Regions from separate parts of the Homo sapiens genome. Here region 2 is linked to region 1. A link is a loop called in an ENCODE intact Hi-C map of the cell type or tissue named here. Cell type or tissue: dorsolateral prefrontal cortex. All regions are shown on one strand. Each heading gives the region's core, and the rest is flanking DNA. Links, peaks and the distances in the headings are about the cores only.

What was found. Peaks named below come from ENCODE experiments on the same cell type or tissue, not always from the same donor. Only the 100,000 strongest peaks of a DNase experiment are listed, where the experiment ranks them.
Region 2: a loop joins it to region 1, with 3 times the contacts of the local background. A loop is called at or near these places in 3 of 110 quality-filtered maps.

Annotation. Positions count from the first base shown.
Region 1 is chr1:231,365,607-231,374,326 of GRCh38, forward strand. EGLN1 (egl-9 family hypoxia inducible factor 1) reads right to left here. Exons shown (of 5, transcript NM_022051.3): 2 at 8,374-8,493; 3 at 4,956-5,092; 4 at 1,963-2,030; 5 at 1-869. The coding sequence ends at 805. It overlaps LOC107985360 (a long non-coding RNA gene), which reads left to right. Exons shown (of 2, transcript XR_001738520.3): 2 at 3,948-4,237. Among named protein-coding and RNA genes, the nearest start is that of SPRTN, 32 kb to the left of the region's middle. In dorsolateral prefrontal cortex, for the core only: a CTCF peak has its summit at 3,863 (motif pointing right); a DNase peak (open chromatin) is centred at 3,863.
Region 2 is chr1:231,688,127-231,696,846 of GRCh38, forward strand. DISC1 (DISC1 scaffold protein) reads left to right here. Exons shown (of 13, transcript NM_018662.3): 2 at 5,700-6,679. TSNAX-DISC1 (TSNAX-DISC1 readthrough (NMD candidate)) reads left to right here. Exons shown (of 16, transcript NR_028393.1): 6 at 5,700-6,679. Among named protein-coding and RNA genes, the nearest start is that of DISC1, 66 kb to the left of the region's middle. RefSeq lists a silencer at 6,348-6,530. In dorsolateral prefrontal cortex, for the core only: a CTCF peak has its summit at 3,730; DNase peaks (open chromatin) are centred at 3,715, 5,755, 6,145, 8,055 and 2 weaker places; H3K4me3 peaks cover 964 bases; H3K27ac peaks cover 5,041 bases.

The DNA of each region.
Region 1 (8,720 bases), core at 137-8,136:
CAGCCTGGGTAACAGAGCAAGACTGTCTCAAAAAAACAAAACAAAACAAAAAAATTTAAACTCTTCTTGTGTCTTTTTCCTTGTAAAACATTAACTAAAAGTTATTGGTAGTAAATGGTGACTGTTTTACAATTAGGTTTCGTTATTGACAATGTCAAAAAAAAAGCAGCAATCTTTAACAGTTCAAATTAGTGTAAGGAAGGACTACAAAACAATCTGATTTTTCAGTTGTAATTAAAGTGCTCCTTTTCTTATTTTAAGTAAAATAAAATTAATCATCAGTCACTGGCAACAATCATTATTAAGAGGTCTTTTAGGGCAAAATTTAATAGTATGAACAGGTTTACAAAAATAGATTGATGTTATTTTGAGGAATAATACTGTAATTTTTTCTCAATTCAGTTTAGATAAATTGTACCTAATATAGAAAAATTATCCCAAATTCAAACTTGATATAAAAAAGGGAGAGATGAAATGAACTCAGCTAGATAACAGATCTGGCAAAATATAAGAATGAAAAAAATTCTACACAGGGCACTTATTTCATATCCAGATGTAAAAACCATTTTCAATTAGTAGCTTATCTTCCTCCTGTAAGCAATCACAGATTTGAAGTTGATCATGCAGTACAAAGTCACAGCAGTCAAAATCTTCTGTTTGATGCAACACAAAAAGTTGTTTCTGTTTCCTTATTAAAATGCGAACTGGTTGTCTATTTTTCTTTATCCCATTTATTCGTATTCACAAGTTAACAAATAGTTAACAATATTGTAGGTGAAGTGGGGTATTGCTGGATCAAAGGCTCTAGAAGACGTCTTTACCGACCGAATCTGAAGGTTTATTGAGTTCAACCCTCACACCTTTTTCACCTGCAAGGTAAAAAAAAAAAAAATTTTCATTCATTCACTAAGCACCAGAGAGCTTCTGCTACTGCATTCCACTGAATTCCTAAGAGTATGGACAATATTTCAACTTTGCAAACATCATCTGAGAACTATCACGCTTGTACTTCCAAAAACTTCCCTCAGCATTCTATTGTGATGAGGTTTCAAATAGTAAACCTTCAAGGATAAAACCATCCTCTACACAGAGATAATGATTTTGTCTTTTTATTTTAAAAGCCATTTGAGTTTCTTCAACAGAGTGTTCAGTGTCTCTGAAAGCACACTGAGCTTGTGCCACAAATAATGGCTTTAAAAATACATAGAAAATGCATGAATATTCCATTTTTATGTAAGGTCGACGTGCGATTAGCAATGGCTCTGGAAAACACAGCTAATCAGTAATGTGAATACTCAGTGGATTTTTGGAGATAGAAAGTAGAGTTAAAGAAAAGAAGGTAAGTGGTCCATCAGATGGGAAACAGACCCCCTGCTCTTGGAGAGGCAGTCCATAAGTGGAAGAGAAGGGGAACTGGCATAATTAAAGGATCTTCAGGTTCAGTACAAGAGTGCTGACCTATGTACACCATTAGCAGATATGGAATCTACATGTCTGTGTCATTTACTGATTTTGGCATTTGAATTCATAATTCTTTGTATTAATTTTCTTCATGTCTACATTTAACATGGAAGACCTAGAGTACTGTTTAGAGCACATCCATTTGAAAAGGAAAGGGTATTAATTTAAGGAGTGAATGAGAGGAAACCATATGGCCGTTACCTAGAGTTAAGTGGCCTTTGACTGAAAAGGATAATCACAGAAAACTCAGTTTGTATGTGAATAATTTACTCAGACTTCTTTGCCTCAAATTTTCCACATCCTTTGACAATTTTTTTGGTTAAAGATAACAGTGAAGATGACTTATGTCTTCTTAAAAAATGAGGCAAATAAGAAATCTGATAAAAAACAAAAAGTAAGTATTCATGGTGTTAACAAAGACTATGCTTGAGTTTCCTGAAAGCATCACCTGATTGCAGGGTATTTCTGTACCAATATATCCTGGCCCCAAATGACGTTTACCTGTTAGATATTTTACTTTAGCTCGTGCTCTCTCATCTGCATCAAAATACCAAACAGTTATTGCGTACCTAAAAGAAAATTTAGAATAGGATAAGAATGATCACACTGCGGGGAAAAAGTGGTATTTTGCTGCAATGGTATATTAAAACTTGTAATGCCAAAATTATGCCTAAACTGGAATGATATCAAAGGATAAATTTAACAGCTTATTTATACAGTAACCAGGGGAGACTAAAATTGATGTCTGAAGTTGATGAGTTTTTGTGACTTTCTTAATACTTATTTCAACTACTTATTTTTTGCAAGGGAACTGCAGATCAGAAAGAGACAATAGGCCGGGCACAGTGGCTCACGCCTGTAATCCCAGCACTTCGGGAGGCCGAAGTGGGTGGATCATGAAGTCAGGACTTCGAGACCAACCTGGCCAATAGGGTGAAACCCCATCTCTACTAAAAAAAAGAAAAAAAAAATTAGCCGTGCATGGTGGCACATGCCTGTAGCCCTAGCTACTCAGGAGGCTGAGAGGCAGGAGAATCGCTTGAACCCGGGGAGGCGGAGGTTGCAGTGAGCCGAGATCATGCCACTGCACTCCAGCCTAGGTGACAGAGTGAGCCTCCCTCTAAAAAAAAAGAGAGACAATAAAAGGGTAAAAGAATGGCTGTTACAGAAAAAGCACATTATCAATAGCACAAGTACTAAAAGAACAGAAAAGAAACAGATAAAAGGACTCAGGGCATTGCAGGCTAACAGTTTCAACAGTCTCTGGGGACATCACTACATTATAGCAAAGAGTAATGATGGATGTTTACAATTATAACCTTGACAGTTAAATTATGCTAAGAATTTTTAAGGATTTTAATCAAAGCAATTATACTGTGTTTTGTGTTTAAACTTTGTCTAAACTTCATTTTTCTGAAAATCTGACTTAGAATATTTCATTCCACCAATAAGTGAGGCATCTCTAGTTTATTAAATACTACAAAAGACATACTTTCTGATACAAATAATGGGGAAAATGTATAAACGCTATAGGAAGTGAAAGTACGCTACAAATCACCAGTTCCTGGGCAGAATATAGCAATTAGTTCAAATATATTGTGGATTGTGGCCAGTGGACACAGGGGAAAAGGCAACATTTATCAGACATACAGCCAGTAATATGACAGAATGAAAAATCACATAATGTATTTTGAAGTAAAGAGTCTGGGAGTTTGGACAACTGGGAGCCTGACGTTTACAGACCCCACCACTGGTGAATCACAGAGCTGAGGTCTAAGGAGGTCTCCTGACTTCCAGACCAGACTCTGCTCTTTCCAGAGTTCCACTACCTTTCTTACCATGTGGCTTCTTCTACTTTTGGGTGGCCTTGGAAATAGGAAAGGGCTCAGATACATAATTTTATGTATCTTTTGCCCATGCCCTAAACTTTTAGTCACTTAGCAATCAGAATTCTAATATCTGGATCAACAACTTACCTTATGTCATTCTAACTTTCCAGCCTTATCACCCATTCTAGATAAGATCAGAATAGGATTCTACTTCAAGAATCCTTTTCGTCGCATGATTTTCCATGCCTTAACTTGAACAACTACGCCTTTTCCCCCAGAACTTTACTAACACGACTGCACCCCTTGCCTCTCCTCACCTAGGCCAGCTGAGCCTCTCCCTTCAAAGCGCACTTGCCCGTCTCTCCAATGTAGCACCACCTTCGTTCCTCAACTCCTGTAGCACTTAGCCTCCATGCCATCTGGCATTTATTTACTATAAACTCCCAAGTATCTGTTATTTATTCATCTAAAAAGGACGTAACCAAACCAAACTCAGGATTTCATAAAAAGGAAGGTCTATGAGGCAGTTACTGTGTCAGAAAATCTTTACAGAAGCAGCAGGGGGCAGAGACAGCACTGGGATGCCACTGGGAAGAGACATGGGATTGAAAAGGGCACATCATGTGATGTGACAGTCTTTCTTTGGTTTCCATTCAGGATTTCTTACAATCTCCAGCTACAACCTGCTTAGCTTGCTACTCAGTACGTGAATTAGGATGCAGGCAACACACCTCAGAAGGCAGGAAGAAAAAAGGCACAGCTGATAATCAAGTCGTTAGAGTCAACCATCATTACTAAAGCCAACTCTCCACCCAGCGCATCTAAGCCTGTGCCTCTTCTTGCCACCCTAGCATCTCCTAAGCCAGATACAGCAAATGAATGCCGGAAGCTCACTATCAGAATGTTCCAAGACCTTTCCATAATAAAAAATAAGTATTTTTTTTTAATGTGCTATTTTTCTACAAATATTTACTTTCATGATAATGTCTACAATATCTTGTTTTCACAGCCAGAGCATTTTAATTGAGTCAGGATAAATGGTTTTTAAAAAAGCATTTGAAATAAAGCACTAAATATAATAGGTTGCAAATACCTTGTAGAAAAAGTATAATGAAACAGATGCTCATTATTTGTAAAGCTAATAGGATCATTTTTCTAACATTAACTCCCACACATGGTAACCTGTTCTCTACTTTTCTTTCTTCTGTTTTTCTCTTCACTTCTACTCTCTGGTTACCTCTGATTTTTCTACTCTGTATCCATTTTCCTATGTTGTCCCTCACCACCTTTTAAAAAACCCTTTTCCTTCTTGATCTTTCTCTCTCCCAAGTAAAATACTCTTACAAAAATCAAAGCATGGATAGTAGTTAAGAGATGCACAAAGCACGGAGAGAGTGCTAGAAAGATGGGAAGGCCTGTGCTTCCCTTTCTTCAGAGTGGCTGTGCAAAGAAAGACACATTTAGTACTAACTGTTAATGAGTCTTATATAATTATTTGAATTCAGATGACTGTGCAACATAAATCTTATACAATTATTCAAATTAAAATGACTGTGAAAAGTACCTGGCAGGAAAATACTCATTAGAAAGCTTTCACGTTTACTCTACAGATTCCCTCCTGTCCTACCATACTCTAAACCAATTTTTTCTGAAAAGGAATACTACCTTGTAGCATATGCTGGTTGTACTTCATGAGGGTTGCGACGGTCAGACCAGAAAAACAGCAGTCTATCAAATTTGGGTTCAATGTCAGCAAACTGGGCTTTGCCTTCTGGAAAAATTCGAAGTATACCTCCACTTACCTAGGAAAAGAGCCAAATATGTAAGCAGGAGTAACCAAAAATGCTACAAGATTAAATTTAGGGGGAAAAAAAGAGACAATTTCAATGTCTTAATTGGATTATTCACAAATACGTCTCAATAAAGTATGAAGATGAGCTGCAATTTTAAAAGTATATGCACTGATGCAAGGACAAATTTAGTTCTTATTTTAGGGATATTTATTTATTTATTGAGATGGAGTCTCGCTGTCACCCAGGCTGGAGTGCAGTGGCACAATCTCAGCTCACTGCAACCTCCGCCTCCTAGGTTCAAGCAATTCTCCTGTCTCAGCATCGCGAGTAGCTGGGATTACAGGCATGCGCCACCATGTCCAGCTAATTTTTGCATTTTTAGTAGAGATGGGTTTTCACCATGTTGGCCAGGCTGGACTCGAACTCCTGACCTCAGGTGATCTGCCCACCTCGGCCTCCCAAAGTGCTGGTATTACAGGTGTGAGCCACTGTCCCCAGCCATTTTAGGGATTTTTATAAATATCTGATGAAACACAAGAATGTTATCTGAATTTAAAAGTCTTAAAATGATGCTTGAAAGCTTTTAAAACTACTAAACGTTTATTTTTGTATGTTAATGATTTGCTTAACCCACCCTTCAAATAGATAGATTTCAAGAAATTTTGACAAAATTATTATTAGAAATAAATTATGTCAAATAGTTTACCATACTTTAAAATTCAATAAACAATAGGATAGTCACAAATACCTCTTACTTAAATAATTCAGTATATCAGTAGAAAGTGTCATCATTTATTATGACCATCATTATTGTCGTCGTCACCATCACCATCAGCATATAGTTCATTAGAACCTGTGGCTCTCCCTTTCCAGACTGGGCCTGATGCACAGATGACTACCTGCTTGTGAAACTTGATTCTACCCATAAAGGATTATTATTTACCTAAACACCAACTAGGCATCAAATCGCACTGGGAACTGTGGTGGGCTCTGGGTGCAGAGTAGGGAATAATGCAGACAGACTTTGTCCTTGCGGGGTTTACGATCTGGGGATAGGCAAAACCCAACCAACCAAGTAGCTCCTTACTCTTGAATAACTACACTCCTAAGCAGGTAGACTCTTAAAATTTAAAGAAACTCTAACACCTGGTCAGGACAACATGGCGTTTGAGCCTAAACCTAGAATCTATAGTTAAAGAAAAGGTTTATCAGGCTCACTGTCAGGTAAGTTAAATTCTAGCTACTTTGATACCCTTGCCAACCTTCCTCAGGTTCCAGTGTTGTTCAGAGTGATTCCCCAGGCTACTATGCAAACATCTAAAGAACCTCCAAACTGAGAACATGTCTTCTTTCCTTTTTTCCTGCTCCCTTCCCTTTGACTCAAGTCATTGGGAGTACCACAGGTGACCTGCTGAAAATGTTTTAAGTGAAATGGCTACTTGACACTTCCACTCTTCCTCCTCTGAATTAGGTGGCCCTCCTGTGTGCTCCATAGCAATCTGTCTTGACACTTTGCATAACTATCTGTAACTGTCAATCTTTCTGATCTGTATCCTCCAATAGATCCTAAGCTCTGCCAGGGCTAATTCCGTTTCTGCTACATCCCTAGCATCCAGAACAACTGACACACTACATATTCAGTGCAATCTAGCATGGAAAATTTCTATTCTACACACAAAAACACTAGGGACGTTTCTCTGCCTATGTCCTAATTTAAAACCTACACATTAATGACCCTGACTAAGTATTATAGAAATTATAAGATCAGCCTAGAAAAAGCCTAACAAAATCTAGAAGTTAGAAGCTGATGAAACACAGTTCTAGCTTTCTAGCTATTCACAAAATCTGAAAAAAAGTCAATTTTTAAATTTTAACTAAAGTTACACCCATCTGTTTTGTGCCTTGGGCTCAAATTCAATTACAAAATTTATTTCTCTACTTCAAACTTTGAAAGCTGTAACAGAAAAACCATGCTTGTTGACATGCCTCAATATATACTCAGCAGAAAGGTCAGCTCCATTTTGAACCTGGACTAGGGCAGAGAAAACTCTTTAAATCAGTGTGTTTTAGAAAGATTAGTGAAGCACTGTGAGCATATTCTAAACTTAAAACACTTTTTAGGGCAGGATTAGGTTTTTGCACATTTAAGACTCAGGCAGTTTCCATTTGTGTGTTTTGGGGGATGCAGAGAAAGAGGTTTTTTAAAGGTTATTTGACTTAAAAACAACAAAAAAAGGCACCCTGGCTACACAGGTATGTTCACTTTGTGAAAATCCACTGAACTATACAAGCCACTTTTCTATTTGAATGTTATACTTAAGATTTTAAAAAATCAACCAAAAAATTAGTCTGTACAGTCTCTAGTGTAGTAATATATGACATATTTTTTAAAAATCATTTAAATTTAATGAGACTCAGGCTAATATTAAGGAAATATATATTTAAAACAAGAGAGATTAAATATATTGTACATTCTAATTGGTTTTACAGGGCTTGTCAGTACTGATAAACTTCCAGTTTTTTAATAATCAGGGAAAGACTGAATCCTGCCTCCAATATTCAATTAAACAACTCAATGCCATATAATATTTTTACAAAAATGCCAAGAATAACATAGCAAATAATCCTTAACAATTATCCATAGATAATCTCCCCCAAAAGCCATTATAAAACAACTGTTCTCAGAAATGTTTTTCTAAAAACTATTAAAAGGAAAATATTTTAATAAAGGTCACCTTTCTAAAAAAGTTAGATTTTAGATAAGTGCTCTAACATCTGAAAATAAATGAATCCACTTTTTAAGATATATCAGTACTTTTTTATATGGTTTTGAGGTATAACTGATATACAAAAATGCATATCTTTAACATTTACAATTTGATGAGTTTGGATATATACGCACACCCTCATGACACACCACAACCAAGGTAATAAACATATCCATCACCTCTCAAAGTTCCGTTTCCCTTCCCCTAACCTCGTGTGTGCGTGTGTGTGTGTGTGTGTGTGTGTGTATGTGTGTGTGTTTAGAACACTGAACATGGAGTCTACCCTCTTAAATTTTTAAGTGCACAACACTACGTTGTTAACTACAGGTATCATGTTGTATAACATAGAGTAGTATTTGTTTCATTTTACAAAAATCCACTCCTAATACCTGAGACTGAAACAAATTTAAGAGGAAAATTTTTAACTGTGTCTGTGACAGTCTTATCAGAAGTATGAAACTTAATGCTTTTGAGAAAAAGACACCTGTAAGAAAAAAATAAATGCTCAATTAAGTTGCATACCTTGGCATCCCAGTCTTTATTAAGATAATATATACATGTCACACATCTTCCATCTCCATTTGGATTATCAACATGACGTACATAACCCGTTCCATTGCCCGGATAACAAGCAACCATGGCCTGTAATAATGATAATAATGATTATTAAAGTCCATGTATAAATAAAAAGAGAGAACAGCTAATAAATCAGATCTCTGATTTTTGGCTACTGATTTACACTTAGATTCTTCTAATAAAAATAATATTTTGTAGATAAGATAAGGCTATTCTACATTAACATTTATAGGGAACACAAGATAGGTTGATGAACAAGGACTGGTGAATTCTGCTTCACAGTGATAACTCCA
Region 2 (8,720 bases), core at 235-8,234, 320 kb after region 1:
GGGAATAAAGAGAGAAGAGTGTGATAATTCCTCTTCTATGTCAGTTCTAGAACCTTCTCTTTGTTCCTTACCCTGGTGCTTGTATGAGTATGTACAAATGTGTGTGTGTGTGTGTTGTGTTTGCAAACATGGACAATGGCGTGTGGGTTTGCTACTCTATTTCTAGTATTTCTGTGCCACCTTATTAATAGGAGAGCTGTGGGATCAGGCCTCTGGATGTAACCCTGTCCTTCCTTAGTGCTTCTGAGTTCAAACTGACTAACTCACAAAATGCGTCTGCATCGGGACTGACTTGTGGCATTCATTTTCTCAAAGGGCAAAAAACCTTTTGTTTCTGGTAGAAATTAAAGATGTGTTTGTGACGGCCCTCACTTCTTTTTCACCAAATGCAGCACCCTTCTTCCCTTTAATCCGATGAGGTGGTTTTATGGGGTGGCACATAACTTGGAGCTCATGGGAGGCCTTAGAACCATTAACCAACTGAGCTAACCAGGTTCCTCCATTAGTTTAATTTCAAATTGAATTCTCCTTCCTCCATGATTGAAAGAGTACATTCAATTCCTGTAACAGTTTTTATATGCCTGACTGACATCCCTTCCTAAAGCATAAGCAGTTTGAGGGCAGGGATGGTGTCTTGTTTATGTCTGTACCCCATGTATCATCTAGTGTTCAATAAGGAATTGTTTTATGGAAATGGATTACATGATTAAATTGGAAATAGAATACAGGTTGATTTATTCCACCCCCAGCTTGCCTTGCTCACTGGATGCTTATTACAGTGACCTGAAGGCACTTCAGAAGACTTAAGTGCTCTCTGAATTATTGAAGGAAGATGGACTTTGGCTCAGTAGAGTGTTTGTGCTTAGTGCCTATTACTGGATTCTGATTCTTTGGAAACAAATTAATCCAGAGGGATATATTGTTTCTTTATGGTTCTGAATATTTGGTTAGCCTGAATGTATTAAGATCTTACACCCCAACCATGACAGATGGGATTAAAATTCCTTCCCTGAAAAGAATATATTCCTTTATGCTTCCACTATAAATTTATATGCAAGTCATGTTTTGTAAAGTCGTGTTCTTCTCTTGCTATTTGGTGCATTCCCTGCAGCATTCTCGAGGTCCCAGCATTTTCCCTTCAGGAGACCTTAGAATTATTGGGGTACGGGGCAGCCAAGTGACCTGCCCAAGCCCACGTGTCTTTTTTTTTTGTTGTTTTTTTGAGACAAGAGTCTTGCTCTGTCACCCAGACTGGAGTGCAGTGGTGTGGTCTCGGCTCACTGCAACCTCCGTCTCCCAGGTTCCAGTGATTCTCCTGCCTCAGCCTCCCGAGTAGCTGGGATTACAGGTGTGCACCACCACGCCAGGCTAATTTTTGTATTTTTAGTAGAGATGGGGCCTCGCCATGTTGCCCAGGCTGGTCTTGAACTCCTGACCTCAAGTGATCCACCCACCTCCGCCTCCCAAAGTGCTGGGATTACAGGCATGAGCCACTGCTCCAGGAAAAAAACTGAGTATCATGTTTTCTTAAACTGCATGTTTAAGATTTCATATTTAAAAATGAATATTGTCTGGCCAATGTGTATTTTAATTTCTTCTCTGATATACTGTAAACTAGGATTGTTTTAGGAATTATAAGGACCTCAGGAAACTTCTGTGTAGTATAAACTGGAAACAATTCATATCCACCACAGAAAATAATTAACAGTGCTGGGTGTTAACAATACTTAGGGGGGAATGAGTGATGGAGGGAATGAGTGATATGGACAATTGGTGAAGCCCTGTTGACTGGGTGATCAGGAGAAGGGAGCTGATGGGGGAGGGATTGGAAGCTGAAGGCTGAGAAGGATTTGGATAGATGAAGGGAGAACATAAGAGGGAGGGCTGACAGGATTCTTGCTGATCCGGCTGGTTAATATTGGCTTGCCGCAATTTTCCTTCTAAGCTAGGTAAACATATATTTCCAGGCATCCTATTTGGACTGTGTATAGAGACCCATTGACATCTGGGTCTGTTCTAAGCTGCTTTCACTTCCCTCCAATCAGAGCTTGTTGGGCTCAATAAGGTGGAGATGGGGGTCATATATTACCAGGGCAAGCAGGTCTGTGCTTCAGAGAGGAAGTAAGGCATCAGCGCTTCCCTCTAGAATTGATCTGTTGCGGAACAAGAGTCCTCGAGCAGCAGAGAAAGCTGCGCCAGGCTCCCTTTCCCTGCTCAGTCGTTCGTTCCTGGACTAGATGGGTGGAACGAGGCATCTCTGGGTTTCACAGAGCACAGAGGGCACGGCTTGTTTCCTAACCGGGTCTCAAAACCTGCCTGCACTTTGGGCTTTTTCTTCACCTTGCCATATGTTGCTTCCTGCCCTTTTGAACCTCCTTCCGGAGCTGATTGCACTTATGTGCTAGGAAAGGAGTATTTGTCTTCAAGGTCTGAATGCATCCTAATCCTTATTGAACTGCAAGGTGTGATGGCACGACTTGGATATGTAAGTGAGAATTGATTCTGGTCACAGGGGATGTCATAAGTTTCCTCAAAAAATAAAAAAGAGGAAAAAAATAGTGAGAAAAAATGGCCTTTCGTTATGGGAAACTGGGAGTTTTTCCTACAGATTTCATTCTTGCCTTATATGGGTTTCCTGGAATTCTTCTAGCAGATTCCAGCAGTGCCCTCCGGATCTGCCCTCTGCCCTCTGAGGGTTAGGATTCATAGTGTGTGACAGTCTTTGCTATTCAGGCCACCTTCTGGGAAGGCCAGTGGCCAGGGGATGGTTTTCATGAGCCCTCAGCAGGGTGCAGAAGCCAGGTGGTTCCCATATCTCATTCCCACTTTTGGTAAACACCTCTCTTATGTTTGCCCTCCTGGGCTTGTTGCTTCTGGTCCCCGGCTCATCACAGCTTCCCAGGGCCCCGGTAGAAACAAGGGTTCACAGTGGGTAACCTCACTGTGCTGCAACTGGAACCTGGCTTGCAGGATTTCAGGACCTTTGGTTGAGTGGTTTTAGAAAAGGCTACTCAGGGGCTGGGCGCGGTGGCTGTGGCTCACAACTGTAATGCCAGCACTTTGAGAGGCCTAGGCGGGGGGATCACCTGAGATCAGGAGTTCGAGACCAGCCTGGCCAATATGGTGAAACCCCCTCTCTACTAAAAATACAAAAATTAGCTGGGCGTGGTGGCAGGCACCCGCAATCCCAGCTACTTGGGAGGCTGAGGCAGGAGAATCACTTGAACCTGGGAGGTGGAGGTTGCAGTGGGGTGAGATTGTGCCACTGCACTCCAGCCTGGGCAACAGGAGCGAGACTGTCTCAAAAAAAAAACAGAAAGAATAAAGAAAAAAAGAAAAGGCTATTCAGGCTGAAGTGCCCTCAGGCCTTGGAAAAGAAATGAAATTTCAAACAAATTATTTTCTACCTAGCCTTTTTCTTTTAACTTCAGAAGGGTTATCTGGATGACTGGTATTTACATACAAAAAATAGTTAAAAGTCTTTTTAAACCACAGACAGTATAGGTTTCACTGGACTCATTTTTCAAGATACGAAATTGTTGAATTGTTTTCCTTTGGTAATTGAAGCCAGAATTCAGTGTTTTCTCTAACTTCTTTTCGGATTCTTTGCTCTCTGGAGAACGTTTTGCCTGCTTTGCAAGGGGGTATGAGTAGTGCGTGTGCCTGAGGGCCTCTCTCTGCCCCCTCCTAACGCCTGGCCACCCTGTTCCGACTGCTGCCCCTGCCGGTCGGGCCCGGACACTGCAGGGAGCCTCACATCCTCGGATGACGGATTCCTTCTGTACATCTCATCACATCCTTTTCTACTGGCTTCAACTTGCATGGCCTCTGTCTTGAAGAAAGAAAGAAAAAAATGAAATGTTTCTTCTGCCTTCCTGTCATTTTACGCATTTTACGCTGATATACTTGTAGGCAAAGGGAATTGAAAGGGCATGCACTTTGGAACGAGACAAGCCTCAGTTCAAATCCGGGCTTTGGGAAACCATGATCCGGGAGTTCTGGGGCAAAGTAAGGCTTTCTGAGCTTTAGCTGTATTATTGGTAAAATGGGAATAGTACCGATCTCCTAGGGTTATAGTGTTAAATGCCTCCCTTCCTTTCTTTACTCTGACTTCTTCCACCACCACCTCATGGTCCCTGCTTCCATTCCTCCCTTCCTTGCAAGCTTCCGGAATTCTTTGTACCCCGGGCAGCAATAGCCCTTTTGGAGCTCCCCGCAATTGGCAAGAGCAAGTCACTGTGTGAGCAAGTCTTGGGCTCTGTTATCTTCAGATGCTCAAGTCAGGAAATAGGGGGCTAGAGGTCATTGTGCTCATTTCCCCAGAGATTATCAATGCCACCCCCACCCCTTTTAGGAGATGGCATGTGCCATGATCGTAGCTCAGTGGGATCCTTAATGCCTAGTGATCTCGGCTTAACAGGACAAAGATTCCAAGCCCATGTCTGTTCTGGGAAGCAAAGCAGGATGTGTGGGCCTGGAGTGAAGTTTGTTCCATTTCTCGCCATAGGCCATGGTATGATTACAGCTGTGCCTAGTGCTGCCTAGTTTTACTTTCATGCCTGATTTGCAATGTGGCAGGGTCCTGAGATGAGAGCTCTGTGTGGGCCAGTAGAGTCAAGAGACTTTGTCCTGGTCACTTGGCTACTTGCAGGGGGTTCTGGAAAGTCAAGTTCTCTGAATCTCAGTTGCCTTTAATATAAAAGGAAAGCTATAGTTTCGGGTCGGATTGATTCACATGGTTTTGGTCGGGAGTGAATGAAATTAATGTAAATTAAAACACATTATGAGTAGCAAAGTGCTATGCAATCTAAAAATAATAACATTTTAATCACTCTTATCATCATATGTGCCAGGCACTGTTCTAAGCTGTCTACAAATAGTAACTCATTTAGTTGAATGCTCACAACCACCTTATGAGAGAGCTACTGTTAATATCACCACTTTACTGATGGGGAAACTGAGGCACAGAGAGGTTAAGTAACTTGTGGAAGGTCACACAACCAGCAAGTGGTACAATCAGGGTTTGAACCAGTCAATGAGGAGTCAGCATTTGTTATTGTTCCTATTCCTATAGCATAGCTGGGAAGGGAATGCAATGCTGGTTTGGAGAACACATCAAGCAGGCCTCCTGTCATCCACTGAGTGAGATGAGATGATGGCCATACATTGCGGCACAGCCAGCTATCCATGGTCTGCAGCAACAGATCAGTCTTGCAGGGACATGGATAGCTCCGCTAGTGAACATTCACATGTTCAACGAATAGCTAGAGTAAATAGTTGGATCTCATTTAGAGGCATGCTCTGGCATTCCTCTTTCACGTCATTTGCTTTCCAGGCCCACTCCAGGATGAGAGTACTGAGGTGCCATAAAAGACCAACAGGCAAGATGTTGGAGGGTTCAGGAGCTGCCAAGGTTGTGTTCATGCTGACCTGTTGGCATAGCGTACAGCAGTGCCAGCTGCTCTGCTAAACCGAGGAGCTGAGATGCTGTGTTGATTTCTACATGTTCCAGGCAAATACTTCCTGAGGATTGTCAGGATTTACATAATGGATTGGCCCTGGGACCACTGAGCCAGCATCTATCTTTGACAGGTGTACTGAGAGATGACCTTTAAACCTAGGGATGTTCTCCAGATGCAGTTCCAGCTGGGCCAGTAAGATCTGCATGTTTATGGTGCTGTTTTTTCTTTTCTTCCCAGGCAGCCGGGATTGCTTACCACCTGCAGCGTGCTTTCGGAGGCGGCGGCTGGCACGGAGGCCGGGCTACATGAGAAGCTCGACAGGGCCTGGGATCGGGTTCCTTTCCCCAGCAGTGGGCACACTGTTCCGGTTCCCAGGAGGGGTGTCTGGCGAGGAGTCCCACCACTCGGAGTCCAGGGCCAGACAGTGTGGCCTTGACTCGAGAGGCCTCTTGGTCCGGAGCCCTGTTTCCAAGAGTGCAGCAGCCCCTACTGTGACCTCTGTGAGAGGAACCTCGGCGCACTTTGGGATTCAGCTCAGAGGTGGCACCAGATTGCCTGACAGGCTTAGCTGGCCGTGTGGCCCTGGGAGTGCTGGGTGGCAGCAAGAGTTTGCAGCCATGGATAGTTCTGAGACCCTGGACGCCAGCTGGGAGGCAGCCTGCAGCGATGGAGCAAGGCGTGTCCGGGCAGCAGGCTCTCTGCCATCAGCAGAGTTGAGTAGCAACAGCTGCAGCCCTGGCTGTGGCCCTGAGGTCCCCCCAACCCCTCCTGGCTCTCACAGTGCCTTTACCTCAAGCTTTAGCTTTATTCGGCTCTCGCTTGGCTCTGCCGGGGAACGTGGAGAAGCAGAAGGCTGCCCACCATCCAGAGAGGCTGAGTCCCATTGCCAGAGCCCCCAGGAGATGGGAGCCAAAGCTGCCAGCTTGGACGGGCCTCACGAGGACCCGCGATGTCTCTCTCGGCCCTTCAGTCTCTTGGCTACACGGGTCTCTGCAGACTTGGCCCAGGCCGCAAGGAACAGCTCCAGGCCAGAGCGTGACATGCATTCTTTACCAGACATGGACCCTGGCTCCTCCAGTTCTCTGGATCCCTCACTGGCTGGCTGTGGTGGTGATGGGAGCAGCGGCTCAGGGGATGCCCACTCTTGGGACACCCTGCTCAGGAAATGGGAGCCAGTGCTGCGGGACTGCCTGCTGAGAAACCGGAGGCAGATGGAGGTCAGTGTCTCTTCCACCTCTGTGGCCCGAGATTGTCGTGAGCTCAGATTAGCACTGGGCAGACGGCAGGAAACGAGGGGTTCTGGGCTCAACTGACTTCCTCCTGGAAGCTGCAGCAGCTCCTTTTGGAGCCGGCTGCACAGGATGTTGCTGCACTTCTGTCTCTTTGAATTGGACACAGATCTACTCTCCTTTTTGTCTTCTCTGTCACTTAGGTGCTCAGATTTGCTCTCCATTGGGCCGCAGGCTCCTCTGCAGGCCCCGGCTTAGGTGAGACGTGGTTCATGCAGCCCAGCTCTGCTTTGAGACAGGAAACTGGGGGCAGGGGAGATTGAGCTGGGTGATGTTTGGAAGGACTTGAGAGATACAAAAATGGGGATGCCCTCTATCAGGGCGATCCTGCTCTTCATCCGCTTCACTCATTCCCTTCCATCCTGCTGCAGTGGCTGCTGCCTTCCACAGGGTCGGGAGACTTCGCTTCTGGTCATTGAACCTCTTTGGCTCTCAGTTTCCGTATTTAGAGATAACACCAACTCATAGGATTGTTCTAAGGCTCAAATGAGAATGTAGCTGCTTTGGAAATAAGTACAAACTGGAGACATCTAAGGCCCAGCCTTATGATGATGCTGTCCATCCAGTTATCTGAGAGGTGGGTATAGCCGGAAGTAGGTAGGGTTCCTCTACCCACAAAAGTTCCCAGAGAAGCCCAGGTAGAGATGCTCTGTGGCTCATCTGTTGCCAGACTGTATTTTAATCCTGGTGTGTGTGTGCATATGTGTTTGTGTGTGTATGTGTGTGCATGTAGGTGTGCCTGTGTGTGCGTGTGTGTGTGTGCATGTTTGTGCTGTGTGTTCATGTGTGTGTGTGCATGCATGTGCGAGTGTATTTGTGTGTGTGCACTCATGTGTTTCTGCGTGTGGTGTGTGGATATGTTCATGTGGGTAGGGAAGTGGAGCACCCACTCATCAGGCATTTGGGAGGAGTAATCTGCAGAAGTTCATGCTCATTCCCCGAAAGAGCATCTCCCATCTGTTCTTTATCTATAGTCTGATGTTTCTAGCCCTGTCCCTGTTTGCCCTGTTTCAGCCCTCAGGGACCTCAGCCCAGCCCTCTGATTTATTATGCAGAGAGGGAGTGAGGTCAGAGCACAGATGCAGGCTTGTATTCTGGGTGATGTGTGGAGTCTTCCAGTTAGTCATTGCCTAAACCAGTGCCCCTTGTCTTTCCCCGAAACCCGTTCTGAAGGGCCTCCAATATTGGTTGATTTGAATGCATAGAATCTATCCAGTTTCTTAGGCCAGAAACCACAACCATCTTCCACACCTCCCTCTCCCTTGTTCCACATCTGGCTGGCCTCCAAGCCCTCTCAGTCCTACTGCTAATCTGTCTCTCATCACCATGGCCGCTGCCCTGGCTCAGATCCTTGTTATCTTTCACCTGGGTTTTGCAAGAGGGTCTACCTTCCTGCGGTGTTTCTCTTCTCCAGTTAATTAAACTAAATGTGATCATATGTGCAAAGTGCTTCAGACAGGGCCTGGCATCTAGCAAGTACCCAGAAATTAACCATTGTCATCATTAGAGAAATAGCTCCAATTTAGAGAGTTTGAGTCAAAAGCAAATGAAGCTCTCCCTTCTGTCCATAGCTCAAATTAAATTCCTATCTTATCTCAAATGGTAGAATCTGGACACACTTTTTCTTTAGTGTAAGTATTGTTGTCTATGGCAGTCCCACAGCTGGGCAGGGAAAAACATGACACTCTCTTCAATTACACTCATGTACTGCATAATGACATTTTGGCCAATGACGGATCACATATATGATGTGACAGTGGTCCTGTGAGATTATCGTACTGTGTTTTTGTTGTACCCTTTCTATGTTCAGATATGTTTAGATACAACAATACCTTACCATTGTGTGACACTTGTCTGCAGTATTCAGTACAGTCACATGCTGCACAGGTTTGTAGCCAAGGAGCAATAGACTATTCCATCTAGCCTAGGTGTGTAATGGGCTACACCATCCAGATTTGTGTAAGCACAC